Linked DNA regions of Homo sapiens: region 2 is linked to region 1. The links are chromatin loops, found by intact Hi-C in ENCODE. Cell type or tissue: right lobe of liver. All regions are shown on one strand. Links, peaks and the distances in the headings refer to the core of each region. The heading gives the core; the rest is flanking DNA.

Evidence for each region. Peaks named below come from ENCODE experiments on the same cell type or tissue, not always from the same donor. Only the 100,000 strongest peaks of a DNase experiment are listed, where the experiment ranks them.
Region 2: it touches region 1 in a loop (2.3-fold over the local background); 3 of 110 quality-filtered maps call a loop at or near these places.

The regions. Positions count from the first base shown.
Region 1 is chr20:50,494,984-50,504,100 of GRCh38, reverse strand. No RefSeq gene overlaps it. Among named protein-coding and RNA genes, the nearest start is that of PTPN1, 11 kb to the left of the region's middle. RefSeq lists enhancers at 4,189-4,418, 5,581-5,650. In right lobe of liver, for the core only: no CTCF peak of the experiment used is centred there; DNase peaks (open chromatin) are centred at 850 and 4,520; H3K27ac peaks cover 2,255 bases.
Region 2 is chr20:50,550,063-50,559,179 of GRCh38, reverse strand. The region is part of intron 1 of PTPN1 (protein tyrosine phosphatase non-receptor type 1); the gene reads right to left. It also overlaps the pseudogene RN7SL672P. Among named protein-coding and RNA genes, the nearest start is that of MIR645, 31 kb to the left of the region's middle. RefSeq lists a silencer at 4,674-4,968. In right lobe of liver, for the core only: no CTCF peak of the experiment used is centred there; no DNase peak of the experiment used is centred there.

The sequences.
Region 1 (9,117 bases), core at 537-8,536:
TTTAGAAGGTTCTGGAAATGAACATAACAGGGCTTCTTTGTACATCATAGACTCAGAGTTCAAGAATCCTCAAGGTCATCTAGCTTCCTCCACTCACCACTGGGTACACATAGCCAGGAAGGAAGATGGCTCTTCCCCCCACAAGATTCACCCATGCTCGCCTAAGAGAGTTTGGGCACTTTGACTGGTTGGCTGACTTAGGGACAGCCAGAGACATCCCTGCAATGGAATAAGTAATGGGGAAAAGCCAAGGCCCAAGGCACTAGAAACTGGGTGCACAGAACTCCAACCTTCAGCCATAAACCATGCTAACTAATAGTGTTACCTTTTTTTTTTTTTTTGAGACAGGGTCTCACTTTGTTGCCCCAGGCTGGAGTGCACTGGTACAATCTCGGCTCACTGCAACCTCTGCCTCCCACGTTCAAGTGATTCTCCTACCTCAGCCTCCCAAGGAGCTGGGATTACAGGCACTTGCCACCACGCTTGGCTAATTTATTTTGTATTTTTAGTAAAGATGGAGTTTCACCATGTTGGCCAGGCTGGTCTCAAACTCCTGACCTCAAGTGATCTGCCCGCCTCAGCCTCCCAAAGTGCTGGGATTATAGGCGTGAGCCACCATGCCTGGCCTAAAAGCATTACTTTGAATTTTGTGTTTCCCAACAGCCCTGCAAGCCTGCTGTTTATCCACATTTGAGAGATGAGAAAATAGCTGCTCGGAGAGGCTAAAGAGGTGAAAGCAATGAACACCCAGTACAGAATGCTGGCTTGCATGCTGGATGACAGAGCACCGTGGTACAGAGCTAGGAGCTTCTAACCCCTGAGGCTGCTACTCACTAGCTTGCAGGCCTGGGTCAAGTTGCTAAATGGAAATCCTGGTGTCAGCCTGGATACTTTCCAGTGAGAAAAACCCAACTGAAAAGTGGCTTTCGCAAAACGGGGAATTTACTGGCTCATGAAATTGGGAAGTCCAAAGGAGGCTTCCTTGCTTCAGGCACCGCCAGATCCAGGGCCTCAAACGTCATTGTGACTCTCTCTCTCCCCAGCTCTTTTATGTTTCTTCCCCTGTGCTAGCTTCACTCTCGAGCAGGCTGTCCTCTAGAGCCCCAGCAGCCCCAGGCTCACAGCCTATCAGCTCAGCAGCTCCAGTGGGAAGAGCTTCTTTTCCCTGGTGGACCCTGAGTCCTGGCCTTGAGTCTCATTGATCCAACTGAAGCTCACATGCCATCTCTAATCCAATCCCTCTGCCCAGGGGAGAATTTGTCAATTGAGGAAACTGAGGCTCAGAGAGGCCAGTTATTTAACCAAGGTCATACAGCCAGTAGGTAGTCAAGTGGGATTTAAATCCCTGATTTAATCCCAGATGCAGCCTGATTTCAGCATCTATATTCTCAGCCATGAAGCTATACAGTCTCTCCAAGGACTCCCATGAGCTCTAAAAACAATAGTAATAACAATGAGGATAATAATAACGATAATCATTCATTAACACCACCACTCTGGAGCCTGTACTATTGTGATCTCCATTTGAACCGTGGCACAGAGAGGTTAAGCAACTTGCCCACAGTCACACAGATGAGAAATGGTGGAGTCAGGATTTGAACCCAGTTCAGCTCTATTTGCTGCTTCTAGTTCTGAAACTATATTAAATATATGAGTTCTGCACTATTTCAGAACTCACGGGAAGGTTAACAGCCCAGAATCTCCCACTCACGTCTCTACTGGGCTTCATTTTTACTGGGCTTCATTTTTAATGGGCGACTCCCCTGCCTCTCTACCACCCGGAAGACATTTTAAGCTTTACAGCAAGTCATTAAAAAGAAACAAAAATAAATGCGTAAACATAATCCCACGCTGCCTGTCTGGTAAGAGCAACTTCCCCGGTGGGGGAGGAGGAGGCATTCAGGGGGAACTAGGGGAATCACATGTGTTCTGAGAAAGGAGGGTCAGAGATGTGCGGGAAAGTTCAAGGAGGGAAGTTGGATCCAAAGATGGAAACCGGTCCCAGCTCCATGCTTTCAGCAAAGGAGGAGTCTGGGGAGGGTTTCCAGAGGCCCCTACAACATCCTCCACACTCTAGTTTGCAGGGCTGAGGCTTGCGGGGGCACTTTCACTGTACACATGGTGGTTCTGGGTGTGGGTTCTGGAATTAGGCTGAATTGGGCTCATGTGCCCTTGGGCAAGTTCCTTACCCTCTCCAATCCTTGGTTTTCCATCTTTTACAGAATGCAGGGATGTGATGATTAAATGAGAGTATGTGTGTAAAGCACTCAGCCTGGTCTCTAGTTCACAGCAAGGACTCAAAAATTTTGCTGTTGTTCTACAGTTGTGTAAGTTGCTGAGTGGAAAAAAGCAAGCTACCATCTGTCTTCAGAAGTTTTTCATAATATATATTGCAACCTGCAATTTTACAACCCTATTTTTTGTTCTGCTGCTGTAGGTGAACTTGGCTGGTTTCATGGGTGTGTGTGCAACCTGTGTGATTGCAGAGTCCCGAGCTCAGAAGGGGCCTGCACTTGTTTGCTCTGCTGTCTTTGTCTTGAAATTCTTTTGTTTGTTTGTTTGTTTCTTTGTTTTTGTTTGTTTTTGAGACTGAGTCTCGCTCTGTTGTCCAGGCTGGAGTGCAGTGGCGTGACCTTGGCTCTCTGCAACCTCTGCCTCTTGGGTTAAAGCAATTCTCCTGCCTCAGCCTCTCGAGTAGCTGGGATTACAGGCACCTGCCACCATGCCCGGCTAATTTTTTTTTTTTGTATTTTTAGTAGAGACGGGGTTTCACCATGTTGGCCAGGCTGGTTTTGAACTCCTGATCTCAAGTGATCTGCCCGCCTCGGCCTCCCAAATTGCTAGGATTACAGGTGTGAGCCACCGCACCCAGCCTTGAAATTCTTAATAATTTTTTTTTTTTTGAGATGGAGTCTTGCTCCGTTGCCCAGGCTGGAATGCAGTGGTGCAATCTTGGCTCACTGCAACCTCTGCCTCCCAGTTTCAAGAGATTCTCCTGCCTCAGCCTCCCGAGTGGCTGGGATTACAGGCACCCACCACCACGCCCGGCTAATTTTGGTGTTTTTAGTAGAGATGAGGTTTCACCATGTTGGCCAGGCTTGTCTCAAACTCCTGACCTCAGGAGATCCACCTGCCTCGGCCTCTGAAAGTGCAGGGATTACAGGCATGAGCGACTGTGCCTGGCCGAAACTCGCAATAATGTTTGAACAAGGAGCCCCGCATATTCATTCTGCATTGAGCTTATGTAACCAGTTCTGGAGGTGAAGTCTAGTTTTTCAAGTTTTTGAAGGGGATTTGGAGCCATTTTTGTCTTTGAAGATGAGAATGTTCTTCCATTATTCTGGGAGAAATCACTGCTCTTGGGGAGAATCCTAAGACAGTGATATTATCCAGATGCAGATTCCCCATGTTGAGTTGTTTCTTATTGTTTAATAATACTAGTTATGTTAGCTACATGTATTGGGCTTTGACGAAAGACTAGGCTCTGCACTAAGCTAGCACTTTACCTTTATCATCTCTCTACATCTTCCCAACAACCCTGTAAGAGAAACTGTCATTAACCTCATTTCACAGATGAGGAAACTGAGGCTTGGAGTGATACATGACTTGCCCACTGTTGCACACCAGCATTGTGATAATGCATGTAAGTTGGGTGGATCTGTACTAGGACCATAGCCTTTTAGAAAAGAGGAATGAATTTCTAAGCTTTGATTTAGCTAGAAGGGTTCCTGAAGTCCTTGGGAAAGATGTGTACCTTTTTGACCAAGTATTTGCTCCAGCAGTTTCTGTATTTGAAGATGAAACTGGTCTTCTGTTTGAGACTTGACTGTGCAGAGAAGAGGCGCTGACCTGAACTTTCCTTCCCCTTGTGCTGGTGGGAAGCCCTTGGAGAGGACTCTGATTTGGAATAACTGAAAGTGGAGGGACCCGGGCTTAGGGGATCGCACTTACAACTCTTGTGATGGCCTCATCCAGGCCACAGGGAAGTGAGCTGCAAGGGGAACCACATGGGGAATTGTACTTTCTTCAGGAGGACATGGATATTCCCACTGCCCATATCCTGGGGTAGGCAAGGAAGCCAGACTCACTGTGGGAAGGGGAGGGCCTTTTGCTTTACCTGGGGCAAAGAGGAGAAAGAGGGGGTCCTAAATTCTAGGGAGAAGAAGTTAGGCAGCCATCATCCACGGGAGGTAGGCTGGTTCTCACAGCATGACAGCATGCTAGAGAGAAAGGAGGGTGAAGACCAGCAGGAAGGAAAGCATGAAGCAGCTATATGGCCTCCAAACATGATTTATTTACAATTTCATTTTGCATTTCCCTTTTCTGCATTGTAATTCTCACCTGTTATCCCCAAGGCTTCAGTAAAATTTTGTTAACTGCTATGGGCTCATCTTAGCTGCTGGGTCAGATACTAATTGTCCCCAGTGTCAGTTCTCTGCTTTCATAGAAACAGGATTGTAACTGGGCACATGCCTGCCTGGCTAAAGACTACATTTCCCAACTTCCCTTGCAACTAGATGTGCCATATGACTGCATGCTGACCAATAGGACCTGAGTGGAAGTGACGTGCACCATTTCTAAATCATGCCTTTAAAGGCTTGGTTCAGGAACAGTGTGGGGTGGGGTCAGGGTCTTTCTTTTTTTTTTTTTTTTTTTTTGAGATGGAGTCTCGCTCTGTCGCCTGGCTGGAGTGCAGCGATGCCATCTCAGCTCACTGCAACCTCCGCCTCCCAGGCTCGAGCAATTCTCCTGCCTCAGCCTCCTGAGTAGCTGGGACTACAGGCGCGTGCCACCACACCCAGCTAATTTTTGTATTTTTAATAGAGATGGGGTTTCACCATGTTGGCCAGGATGGTCTTGATCTCTTGCCCTTGTGATCTGCCCACCTTGGCCTCCTAAAGTGCTGGGATTACAGGTGTGAGCCACCAAGCCCGGCTGGGTTGGGGTCTTTCTTTCACCTTTTCTTCCATAGTACTGCCTGGAATGTGACATGGTGGCACCAACTTGAACTGTGTGGACAAGAGCAACATGGAAGGGATGGAAGAAAACAAGATAGAAAAAGCCTGAGACTCTGACCCCATGGGCCAGCCCCATTAGCCCCAGACTGATCACACACACTGTTACATGAACAAGACATAAAAGGGCTGATATTCAGCTGATATGCACAGCTACAGTCATCCTGATTGCTTGTAGGTATCATTCTGACTGGTTAGAAATAAATTTCTGGGCTGGGCATGGTGGCTCACGCCTGTAATCCCAGCACTTTGGGAGGCCGAAGTGGGCAGATCATGAGGTCAGGAGTTCGAGACCAGCCTGACCAACATGGTGAAACCCCGTCTCTACTAAAACTACAAAAATTAGCCAGGTATTGTGGCAAATCCCTGTAGTCCCAATTACTTGGGAGGCTGAGGCAGGAGAAACACTTGAGCCCAGGAGGTTGCAGTGAGCCGAGATCACACCACTGCACTCTAGCCTGGGTGACACAGCGAAACCCAGTCTCAAAAAAAAAAAAAAAAAGTAATAAACTTCTGCTTTGTTTAAACCGCTGTTAATGAGGGTCTCAGTTACAGTAATTAAACCTATATTCTAATCAATCCAGCCATGTTTTGGGGGCTGTTAAGGAAGAGGGCTGGGTACTACTTTCAAGTTGAGATGGTGTTAGTGACAGGAGCACCATCCTGGTGCAGACAGTTAGGAGGTGGCAGACAAGGGCAGTAGATGCCCTGGGAGAAAGGGCTCACTGTGGTTGCCAAGCAATCACAAGCATGGTCCAGGGAACATGAGAACATCCCCCAGAGACTCTGAGTAATATCCTGCAGAAAGAACCTGATGAAAGTTCTGTCTTGTTAGGGTCATGGGGTTCCGATGTTAGATATTAAAGAGGAAGCTGGAAATCTGGGGGATGGCTGGGGTTATAAACAGGGCCCAGTGAATGTTAATTCCCTTCTGAGGCAGACACTGTTGGTTGCCTATCTATTCATCTTTCTCTTCCCCCTTCTTCTTGGCTGACAGTGCCAAGAAGAAAAAACTGGGAGGCCCCTTCAAAGCCTCCTTTGCATCAGGGCATGGGTATGGGACTCAATCCTGGCCAATGGCAGTATTGCAAAATCTGCCCAAGAGCTTCTGGGAAAGATTTTCCCTTCTTGTAAAGGAGACATATGGGGCCAGGCATGGTGGCTTACGCCTGTAATCCTAGCATTTTGGGAGGCCGAGGCGGGCGGATCACTTGAGGTCAGGAGTTCAAGACTAGCCTGGCCAACATGGTGAAACCCTGTCTCTACTAAAAATAGAAAAAATTAGCTGGGCGTGGTGGCGGGCACCTGTAGTCCCAGATACTCGGGAGGCTGAGGCAGGAGAATGGCATGAACCTGGGAGGCAGAGCTTGCAGTGAGCCGTGACTGCACCACTGCACTCCAGCCTGGGGGGACAGAGCGATGCTCCGTCTCAAAAAAAAAAAAAAAAAAAAAAAAAAGAGAGACATATGGGAGGAATTATTTTTTTTTAAAACCAGGCTAAGATAGAGGAGCAAAAATATAAAAAGCACTTAGGTCCTTGACATCACTGAGTTATCGAATTGTCCCTGGGACTGCCTAGCTCTGGACTTATTTGAAGACATCATAAACATTTTTACTACTTAAGCCACTTTGGGTTGGTTTTTTTGTTACCTGCAGCTGAGAGCATGCTAACTGATACAGGGTCTTTGTCTTCTGTCTCTACCTTCCTTTAGCCCTATGGGTCTCATGTTTAGACACATTCCTTCCCCAGAGCACCAGTTGTTTGGAAGTCAAGATCTTTTGGAAACTACCTGTATTAACTTATCATCACTGCCTGCTAAATAAGATTCTCTCTGGTCACTCCTTACTTCTTCATTTCAGGAGCGAAATTGGTATCTGGTGGGGTGAAAGCAGAACCTCGGCCTTCATGCAACTCTGTGTTTGGGTATGGAATGATCCTCTCATATTGGTCTTAGCAATCTGCACGTGTGTCTCTCTCAGCCCTCACAGTCGTGGATCCTGTAGTATTCATCTTGCTATGTCCCCAGGGCCTAGCCCAGGACCTGGGCGAGAAGAGGTGCTCCCTGAATGCTTGTCAAATAAATATATGAAGAATTAATCATCACATCCCATTTTATCACCTCCCTAAACAGAGTCATTTTCCCTCCCCACTGCCTTCCTGCATTCCTCTAGGGCAAGATGGTTCTTGCAGAGAGAGAGAGAGAGAGAGTGAGAATGAAGAAGAGGTTAACCCAATTGTCATTTCCAAAGCAGCTGTTAATCCCTGCCTTCTTAAATTACCCTTATTGTACCCACTTTCAGCCTCAATGTTGGGTCAGCACTGAGGCAACTCTGACTTTGGTCTCCTTTAAAAAAAAGGAAAAAGAAGGAAGGAGGGAGAGAAGGAAACTCTGCCTGTATTCAAACCATTTCAAGAAACATGGTTGAACTAAAGAGAGAAGCAATTTAAAGTGGGTGTTTTCACACGCAGAGCTGGAAGTTCTAGCATTGGAGGTAGGACATTTTTGTTGTTCTTATTTCTTTTTCTTATCACAAAAGGAATACTCATTTAATGAAGAAAACTTGAAAAGTGCATATAAAAGAGACACAACTTACTTTTTTTTTTTTTTTTTAAACGGAGTTTCACTCTTGCTACCCAGGCTGGAGTGCAATGGAGCGATCTTGGCTCACCGCAACCTCTGCCTCCCAGGTTCAAGCAATTCTCCTGCCTCAGCCTCCCTAGCAGCTGGGATTACAGGCACGCACCACCATGCCTGGATAATTTTGTATTTTTAGTAGAGACAGGGTTTCTCCATGTTGGTCAGGCTGGTCTCGAAATCCCGACCTCAGATGATCTGCCTGTCTCGGCCTCGCAAAGTGCTGGGATTACAGGCGTGAGCCACTGCGCCTGGCCCACAACTTACTTTTAACTCTTACTACCTGTGCTGGTCACTGCTCACGTGTTGTGTGTGTGTTTTTTGTTTTGTTTTGTTTTTGTTTGAGACGGAGTCTCACTCTGTCCCTCAGGCTGGAGTGCAGTGGTGCGATCTCGGCTCACTGCAAGCTCTGCCTCACGGGTTCACGCCATTCTCCTGCCTCAGCCTACCGAGTAGCTGGGACTACAGGCGCCCGCCACCATGCCCGGCTAATTTTTTTTTTGTATTTTTAGTAGAGACGGGGTTTCGCCGTGTTAGCCAGGACGGTCTCGATCTCCTGACCTTGTGATCTGCCCACCTCGGCCTCCCAAAGTGCTGGGATGACAGGCGTGAGCCACCGCGCCTGGCCACTGCTCACATTTTGGTAAGCACATTTTCACAAGTTCTTAGGTCTCTCTGTCACTTCATCTCGATCTTCATCCTCCCTTTATTCTAACCCCTCCCTTTCACTCTGTCTTTCTGAGGTCTCTGTCTCTCTCTTTCTCTTTTTATCAATTTTTTTTTTTTTTTTTTTTTTGGTGACAGAGTCTCACTCTGTTGCCCAGGCTGGAGTGGCACAATCTTGGCTCTTTGCAAGCTCTGTTTCCTGGGATCAAGTGATTCTCCTGCCTCAGCCTCCCAAGTAGCTGGGATTACAGGCATGTGCCACTACGCCCAGCTAACTTTTTGTATTTTTAGTAGAGACAGGGTTCACCATGTTGGCCAGGCTGGTCTTGAACTCCTGACCTCAGGTGATTCGCCCGCTCAGCCTCCCAAAGTGCGAAAGAGATAAATACCCCAGCTCCTTGCTTCTCAGGTATGGCAATGTGGAGGCATGGCCCTTACATGGGTGGGTTTGAGCCCCACTGGCCCACATGCTCATTCATGTCCCTTCCCAGACATTATTTGAAGACATTATTTGAAGACATCAGGAGCATTTTTACTGTTTAAGCCACTTTGGATTGGCTTGCTACTTGCAGTTGAGAGCATGCTAACTGGTACATGGTCTTTGTCTTCTGTCTCTATCTTCCTGTAGCCCTATGGGTCTGAAGTTCAGCCATATTCCTTCCCCAGAGCCCTAGTTGCCTTGGAAGTCAAGATCTTTTAGAAGCCACCTGCATCAACTTTTCACCACTGTCCTAAATCAGAAACTTCGTGGTCACTTCCCCACTCCTCACCTGCTGCCTCCAAGGATCTCCTCAGGAATA
Region 2 (9,117 bases), core at 840-8,839, 55 kb before region 1:
GGCACCTGTAATCCCAGCTACTCAGGAGGCTGAGGCAGGAGAATCACTTGAACCCAGGAGGTGGAGGTTGCAGTGAGCCGAGTTGGCGCCACTGCACTCCAACCTGGACAAGAGCAAAACTCCGTCTCAAAAAAAAAAAAAAAAAAAAATTCCCTGACGTGTAAGGTCTCAATACCTTTATCATCCATGCTCCCCCTTTTCCCAGTAATCCACTGGAGCATCTTTTCCACCTGAGTGATGAAATAAACCAAGAAAGAGAAAGATATAGGATACATGGGGGATGGGAGAGGAAGACCAAGAGTGAAGACAAAGGAAATTTCTGCAAAAACTGGAGGGAGAGATAGCAGGGTGACAACTACATGACAGACACGGGAAGCGAGCAGGCTGGATTGGAGGAGTATGACTCACGAGATAGCTGTGTGAACACGCTATCCCAACCATGCCATACCAACCATGACCTAACAAAACTACTAGAGGAAAATGAGAAGACCTGAAATCCAGGAAACTGAATATCCAATAGAGAAGAAAAGCAAAGAAAGTCTCAAGATGACAGCTGTGAGTGGCAAGTCTATAGACCAACCACCCAGATACATGGAGAATGGAAATTTCAAGTAGGATGTCTCCAAGGAAAAACTTGAAACTGAAACCACTCTGTCCAATACAGTAACCCTGAGCTACATGTGGCCAGTCTAAAAAGAGATGTTCTGTAAGTGTAAAATACACATTGGATTTTGAAGACTTAGTAACAAAAGAAATAAATAAAAGCAAAATATCTCAAGTATTTTAAATATTGACCATTTATTGAAATAACATTTTGAATGAACTGGGTTAAGTAAAAGATACTATTAATTTCATCTGCTTCTTTTGACCTTTTTTACTATGGCTACAAAAAAAGGTAAAATCATGTATGTGGGTTGTATTATATGTCTACTGGACAGCACTCACTGATCTTGTGGAAAATCATTCTGTAAGGCTATAAGAAGATATGGGAACATTAGCAAAAGCTACAAAGAAAATTATGCAAATTAAAAAAAAAGGCAATTATCATGGGGTGTGGTGGCATGCGTCTATAATCCCAGCTACTTGGGAAGCTGAGGCAGGAGGCTCACTTGAGCTGAGAAGTTTGAGATGAGTCTGGACAACATGGCAAAACCCCACCTCTACAAAAAACACAAAAATTAACCTGGTGTGGTGGCAAGTGTCTGTAGTCTCAGCTACGCGGGAGGCTTAGGTGGGAGGACTGCTTGAGCCCGGGAGGACTGCTTGAGCCCAGGAGTCCTGGGCTGCATGCGTTATGCCGATCGGGTGTCCGCACTAAGTTTGGCATCAATATGCTGACCTCCCGGGAATGGGGGACCACCAGGTTGCCTAAGAAGGGGTGAACTGGTCCAGGTTGGAAATGGAGCAGGTGGAAATTCCTGTACTGATCAGCAGTGGGATCATGCCCGCGAAGAGCCACTGAACTCTAGCCTGGGCAATATAGTAAGACCCCATCTCTTTAAAAAACAAAATAGGAAAAAAATTAAAAAGTCAATTATTAACAACAGAAATAATGTTTAAAAAAGAAACACAGTACAGTACAGTACAATACTATCTGTGACTATGTGCAGAGGCAAATAATGTAAACAATGAGTACTGATTTAACCAAAAGGTAAAACATTGGGAAAATGGGGGCGGTGAAGCAGAGGGGAGGAAAAGAAAGGGGATGGCTGTTTAAGAAAACTAAATCATCCACCTTAATAATGGTCTCGAATAATGTATCAAAAGATAAACATTTTGAGCTGGGCATGGTGGTATGTGCCTGTAGCGTAGTCTCAGCTACCTGAGAGGCGGAGGCAGGAAGACTGCTTGAGCCCAGGAGTTCGAGGCTACAGTGAGCTACGATGGTGCCACTGTACTCCAGCCTGGGCGACAGAGTTAAGACCCTGTCTCTGAAAAATAATAAAAAGAATTTATAAATTTAAAAAAGATAAACATTTTGCTTAGAAATATGGAGATATATACAAGCTGTAATCAATCAGCAGAACAAAGATTGGGAGTGGTGGTCAATGAGAAAGACCAGAGAAATGGTCTGAGGTGGGGACAGCAAACCACCATATTTTATTTTATTTTTTAAAAGATGGGGTTTTGCTCTTGTTGCCCAGGCTATTAATTTCATCTGCTTCTTTTGACCTTTTCTACTATGGCTACAAGAAAATGTAAAGTCATGTATGTGGGTTGTATTATATGTCTATTGGACAGCACTCACTGATCTTGTGGAAAATTGTTCTGAAATAATGCGATATCGGCTCACCACAACCTCTGCCTCCCGGGTTGAAGCAATTCTCCTGCCTCAGCCTCCCAAGTAGCTGGGATTACAGGCATGCACCACCATGCCCAGCTAATTTTGTATTTTAGTAGTTTCACCATGTAGGTCAGACTGGTCTCAAACTCCTGACTTCAGGTGATCCACCTGCCTCAGCCTCCCAAGGTGCTGGGATTACAAGTGTGAGCCACGACACCCAGCCAAACCACTGGATTTTATCATAAACCGATTACGGTACTATTTGACTCCTTGAGTCATGTGCATATTCAATTTGGATTTAAAAAATGTCCACATTCTGCTATTCTGCTTACTTATTTATAAAACTGTAAAAGGGCAGGTAAGAGTTTTTGACTCATACTAGAGAACAACTAATAACAGAATGATGGAGCTCGAGTGGTGGTTCACATCTGTAATCCCAGCACTTTGGGAGCCGAGGTGGGAGGATTGTTTGAGCCCAGGAGTTCAAGATCAGCCTTGGGCAAAAAAATGATGCCTCGTCTCTACAATACATTTAAAAAAATAGCCGGGTGTGGTGGCGTGCACCTGTGCTTCCATCTACACAAGGGGTTGAGGCAGGAAGATCACTTGAGCCCAGGAGATTGAATCTGCAGTGACCCATAAACACATCACTGCACTCTAGCCTCTCCAGCCTGGGCAGCAGAGTGAGACCCTGTCTCAAAACCAAAAACAAACCCACACAAAAAAACAACAGCATGATGACAGATTACAAACCTACCTAAGAGTAAATAAATTAATCCAATAGTAACACATCCACTGCATCACTTACAGATGAGATTAAGCTTTCAGGGAAATGCTATACAGCACAGAAAAAAAAAAAAAGACCTGAAAAAGTAAAAATCTAAGTCTTAAATTTGTTATTCTACGTATCATTTGGAAGCATTCAGCAGTGAGTACAAATTCTGCCCTTGAAGTGAAAAACAATCTGGTCAGTCCAGCTGGTGTGACTGGATGAAGATGTAAGAAATATCTGATACAGATAAACCACTCAGCTAACGAATATTTACCCGGAGCAAATAAGGGCCGAAATAACAGTTGCAACTGATTTTATTCAGCCAAAAGGATTATGCATATGTACTTTTTTTGGTGTGTGTGTGTGCATGCCTGAGAGACAGAGAAATAAAAAAAAAAAAATAGAGGTAAGAAGCAAAACGTGGAGATGTCATTTAATAAAGACATTGGGAAAATAAAAGGTATCTACATAATACTTTTTAAAAAACAGATTTTAAAATTAAGGTATACTCAGAGTAAAATGCAAAGATCTTAAGTATGTACTTGAATACATTTTTAAAACTGCTTTTGAGGTATATTTTACAAATAATAAAACATACCCACTTAAGTGTTCAGTGAGTTTTAAGCAATGTCTACAACCATTTAACTATCAATGCAACCAAGATACAAAACATTTCCATCACCCCAAAAAGTTCACTTGTGCTTCTGGTTCCAGTCAATTCAACCTTCCACTCCCACCCCGCTACTGCCACCAAAGGCAACCACAGTCTGCTTTGTATTGTTCACATTTTTTTCCATACCATCTAACTTATTGCATTTACTAGCATAAAGTTTGCATTACACTCCTTTGAATTCTCTGTTTTTCTTCCTGATACTGTTAATTTGTATGTCTTTTCTTTTTTCTTGGCCAGTTTAGCTAGAAATTTATCAATTTTACTGATCTTTACAAAGAACCAGCTTTTCATTTAATTGATTTTCTTTGCTCTTTGTTTTATACTTCACTAACTTCTACTCTATTTCCTTTCTTCTTACTTTGGATTTAATTTGTTCTTTTTCTAATTTCTTACAGACAGCATGTAGTTGGGTCATGCTTTTTCAATCTAATCTGACAATCTTCATCCTTTAATTCAGGTATTTAGAACATTTACATTTAATATAACTATTGACATGGCTAGATTTAAATCTGCCATATTGCTAGTTTAGCTGCTTTCTATTTGACTCATTTGATCTTTGTTCCTTTTTTCCTCTGTCTCTGCCTTCTTTTGAATGTTTTTCTTTTTTTGCATCTATCTTATCTCCACCATTGGCACATTAGCCATATCTCTTTATTTTCATTTTTTAGTGTTCTATTTGGTTTACAATATGCATCGAATTCACGATGGTCTACTTTCAAATAATAGTGCATTTTACCAAAAATACGACAACAGCATTTGTCCACTTATCCTTTATGCTATTATCATACATTTTTTATTTCTATGTTATAAATATGATGTATTTTTATTTTTGCTTTAAATAAATTTTAAAATAAAAATATATTTCATATTTATCTATGTATGTCACTTTTAGCAATCCTCATTCTTTAGTATATATCCAAATTTCCATCTTTTATCATTTCTCTTCTGTTTCAAGGACTTCCTTTTTTTTATGCTAGTCTGCTGGCAACAAATTCTCTGCCTTTATTTTTTCCCCAAATAAGTCGTTATTTCACTGCCTTTTGAGAGAGAGAGAGAGAGAGAGAGAGAGATGTGGTCTTGCTGTTGCCTAGGCTGGAGTGCAGTGATGCAGTCCTAGCTCACTCCAGCCTTGAACTACTGGGCTCAGGCAATCCTCCCTTCTTAGCCTCCAGGCTAGCTAGAGTTACAGGTGTGGACCTCCACATCCAGCTAATTTATTTCATTTTATTTTTTGTAGAGACAGGGTCTGGCTATGTTGCCCAAGCAGATCTCAAGCAATCCTCCTGACTCAGGCTCCCAAAGTGCTGGGATTGCAGGCATGAGACAGTGTGCCAGGCCTACTGTGGTTTTGTTTATTTTGCTGAAGGTTTGTTGAAATGCTTGAATCTGTAGGCTTATAGTTTTCATTAAACCTGGAAAAAACTTGAACCTTATTCCTTCAAGTATTTTGGGGGCAGACTTGTTTAATATTGTTCCATATGTCACTGAGGCACCCCCCAATCCACATTTTTTTCCTCTCTGTACTTCCCTTGGGTATATTCTCATATAGATGCTGTTTTTTTCTTCTGCAGTGCCTAAACTATTAATCCTATCCAGCTAAATTCTCATTTCAGATATTGTATTTTTCTTCTTTAGAAATGGTATTCGGTTGTTTTTCTTCCATTATCCTCATTATGTTGTTTTTCTTTAAATCTGCTAAGTTATTTATAATAGCTGTTTTAATGTCCTTATCTGCTAATTTATCATCTGTCATTTCTGGGCTTGCTTCTAATGTCTGATTTTTCTTCTAGCTATGCATCACATTGTTTACTTATTATTATTACTTTTTGCATATCTGATGGTTTTCGGTTGAATGTTTCTACCAAATATCCTACGTATTACAGAGGTCTGTCTCTCTCCGTTCTGGCCGATGCAAGCTTGAATGAGTGCTGGGAATTATCCACTCCCCAACAGTTGTTCTTTATCCAAGCTCATGAAGAGACACCCTACAAAGTGTACACTGTATCCAGCCAGACTCAAGGTGATCCCTTTGCAGATTTCTGGAGTTCTTTCTGTCATAGCCTGCTCATCCTTAGTACCCTGCTCTGCAAATCCTAGCCATTTCAGCCTCCTTTGAACCCCAATCTGCCTCCTAAATTCAGCAAGATCGCCAGGCAGAAAGTTCATCCTAGCGCTCATCCCTTTCCAGTCTACTAAGGTAATGCTTTTATTATCACTCTATAGTTTTCGTATTAGTCACCAGACAAAAATTAGATATCAGAGTGTCAACATTTATTCAACAAATATAAAGGGCCTACTGTGTGTCAGGCACTGTTTTGAATATTGGAGCTACAGCAAAGAACCAAACATAAAAATTCCTTCCTTTATAGAATTTACCTTCTATGAGAGACAGAGAGAGACAGAGAGACAAAATATATGTCAGCTGATAAGTACTAAATTGAAAAATCAAGTAGAGGAAATAAAAGGAGAAGGTTGGGCAGATTATTTTTTTATAATAAGTAGGATGGTCACAAAAGACCTTCCAGTAAAAGTGACACTGGAACAGAGATCTGATGAAGGTGAGGGAGTGAGCCATGGGAATGTTTGGAGGGGAATATTCCAGGTAGGAGGACGCACGGCATGTCTGAGGAAGAGAAGAAAGCCATTGTGGTGGGAGTGAGGGGCAAAGTGGTGGAGATGAAGCTGCAGGTCAGGGAGAGCATGCTGGATCCCAGAACAGGTATATTAGCACTATACCTGGCTAGTTAAAAAAAAAAAAAAAATTTTTTTTTTCCTGTTTGTAGAGATGAGGTCTCATTATATTACCCAGTTTGAGGCTGGTCTCAAACTCCTGGGCTCAAATAATTCTCCAGTCTCAGCCTCCCATAGTGCTGAGATTACAGGCATGAGCCACTGCACCTGGCTGAGGATTTCTGATCACAGCAGTAAGTGGATCCCTTCTGGCTGCTACGCGCAGATGGGATTGCAGGGATCAATGGTGTAAGGAAGGATACAGTCAGGAAACTAAGGTAACAATGCAGCAAAGGATGCTGTGGCTGAAACCACAGTGACAGTAACAGAAGAGGTGAGAAGGGGTCAGTTTCTGGATAATTTATTAGAAATCAGTTTCTGGCGAATCCCTCATCTTTCTCTACTTTAGAATGGTATATGGAAAACACACACATACTCTGAGTACAAGTCTTTATATTTCATTTTGTAAGATAAAATGCCAGGCTTAGAGTCTTAAAATTGAGGGGTGATAGGACCTACGCAATTAAAGGTAACTATAACATTAATGGTTTGGAAGAAAGTAAGTAGACTACCGTACCGTAACAGCAAAACGAGATTTCTGTATTCTACAACTGTATCACAGGGGAGCTACGTTTCCAACAGCTATAGAAAAAGCAGATTCATGACTAATGAACACATTTAACTAGCCTTCCACTGCAAGCAAAAAATGTCCCTAGAAGATCTTTTATTATGCTAACCAAAGATTAAATAACTACTTCTAATCTACTGAATGTGTAAAATTTCCACAGAGAAAACAAAATAAAATAAAAGCCTTTAAAACCGATTAAGATGACTGCTGGGTAAACTGATGAGCCAAACCAAAAGGGAATAATAAACTTGCCATGAAACAGATTCCCAGAAGAGTCCCCTGAACAAAAACACTAAAGATGTCAGGAGTCATTCAGTGTGTGCCTCAGCATTTCAGGGCTGGATCACACTAAATTAGAAATTTTACCAATGGGAAATAGTATCAACAGGTAACAAACAGGTTCTTTACGGATCTCTCCTTCCCCCAGTCCACACCTCAGTGGTTTTTTAAGAGCCTCCTTTCTCTTAGTGTAGATTTCAGAAATGTGATAGAATAAAACGCCACACATCATAGATGTCAAATGTGTACGGCTCTCCCAGAGTGCACGCCTGATCATGTGCTCCTGAAGCAGGCTTGGGTGTGCCCAAAGCTTACAGGTAAATGGTTTCCATTTCACTGTATCATTTTACATAGGCATCAGGCACACAAAGTGATCTGAATCATTTCTGTGGTAAACCATTGTCATGAGAGAAAAAAGCAAGTCCTTCCAAAGTTATGATTTAGCTAGGCTAGGAAGATTCACAAGCACTTGATCAAGTTTAAACAAAGCATCTGCTGAGCTGGAGATTTTAAAAGGGGCAAGGAGGGGCAGAAACCTTCTTCACCTGAATAGTTTTTATAGCTCTTCCTCATTTCCCATCCTTCCCCACTCATTTAAGAAGGTAACAGATGATCTCCCAATGAACACAAAGGGGTAACATGCTTACAAAACTCTGGTAACAGAATGAATTAGAGCCTGGAGTTAATTAATTTTTATATTTATTCAGGAAAGCTCATTATCCATTATTCAGACACCTCCCAAACTCAATTAGGCAAAAAGTCAAACTTGGGTGAAAAGCTGGCAATATTTGATTAGAGATTTCTATTTCTCCTGAAAACACACAGGCATAAAAGCCAGTTTATCCTTGCGGAAATATTTCCATGTTTATATTAAGCACTTCATCAAGTGAAACATCACAATCTGGGTTTAACACCCTTCTCCTCGGTCCACAACTGGGTGAATGTCTCTTACGGGCTCCATGGTAAAATGCATTACTCATTTTAAAGCTATCTGCTAAGTGAAGAAGTAGAGGCAGCAACCCATTAGCAGCCAGGAGTCTGAGAAGAAGTGCTTTGGACTCTCATCTTAGTGTCCCCTCCTAACACAGGCCCAGGCCCAGGGTAGGCACTCAACATAATTTTGTTAACTGAATCAATGGATACTTCAAAGGTTCCCAAAGCTTGAAGTGTCCTTAACAATATACCAACATTCTTTATAGAACAGAAGTGCTCCTGAAAGGGAATGTGTATAAGCAAATATCTGATCCAATCCTATTTTCTCAATTACTTGTTACAAAATGGAAATTACTGAAATCACATTTATTTTATTTATTTGCAGTTGACCCACACAGCCTTCTGACCAAACAGTGTCAAAATAGTTACTAAAACATGGATTCAAAGCAGAAAGAGTAATTTTTGAAAGTGATCTCTGTTTTAAAAGTCTGAAGGAATAAAAAATTCCAAGGGTACCTTTTACTCACTGGAACTTCAGGGAACTACAAAGTCCCTTAGCACCCATCACATCTTCTAAGATCTCCCGGAACCTCCATTCTACAAATGGTTATCTAATTTGATTGTTCGGGTTGTTACCTGGTTCTTCAGGGAAGCTACTGGCTTTCAGAAATGTACAGACAGAGCTAGATTGAAGGGAAATGCAGAAATATAGTAAAGGCAATGATTTAAAATGCAGTAAGTGAACACACAGTGTACATTTCCTGGAACTCTTGCAGTAGTCGCTGAATAGGGAGATATATATAGAAGGGGGGGTGGGG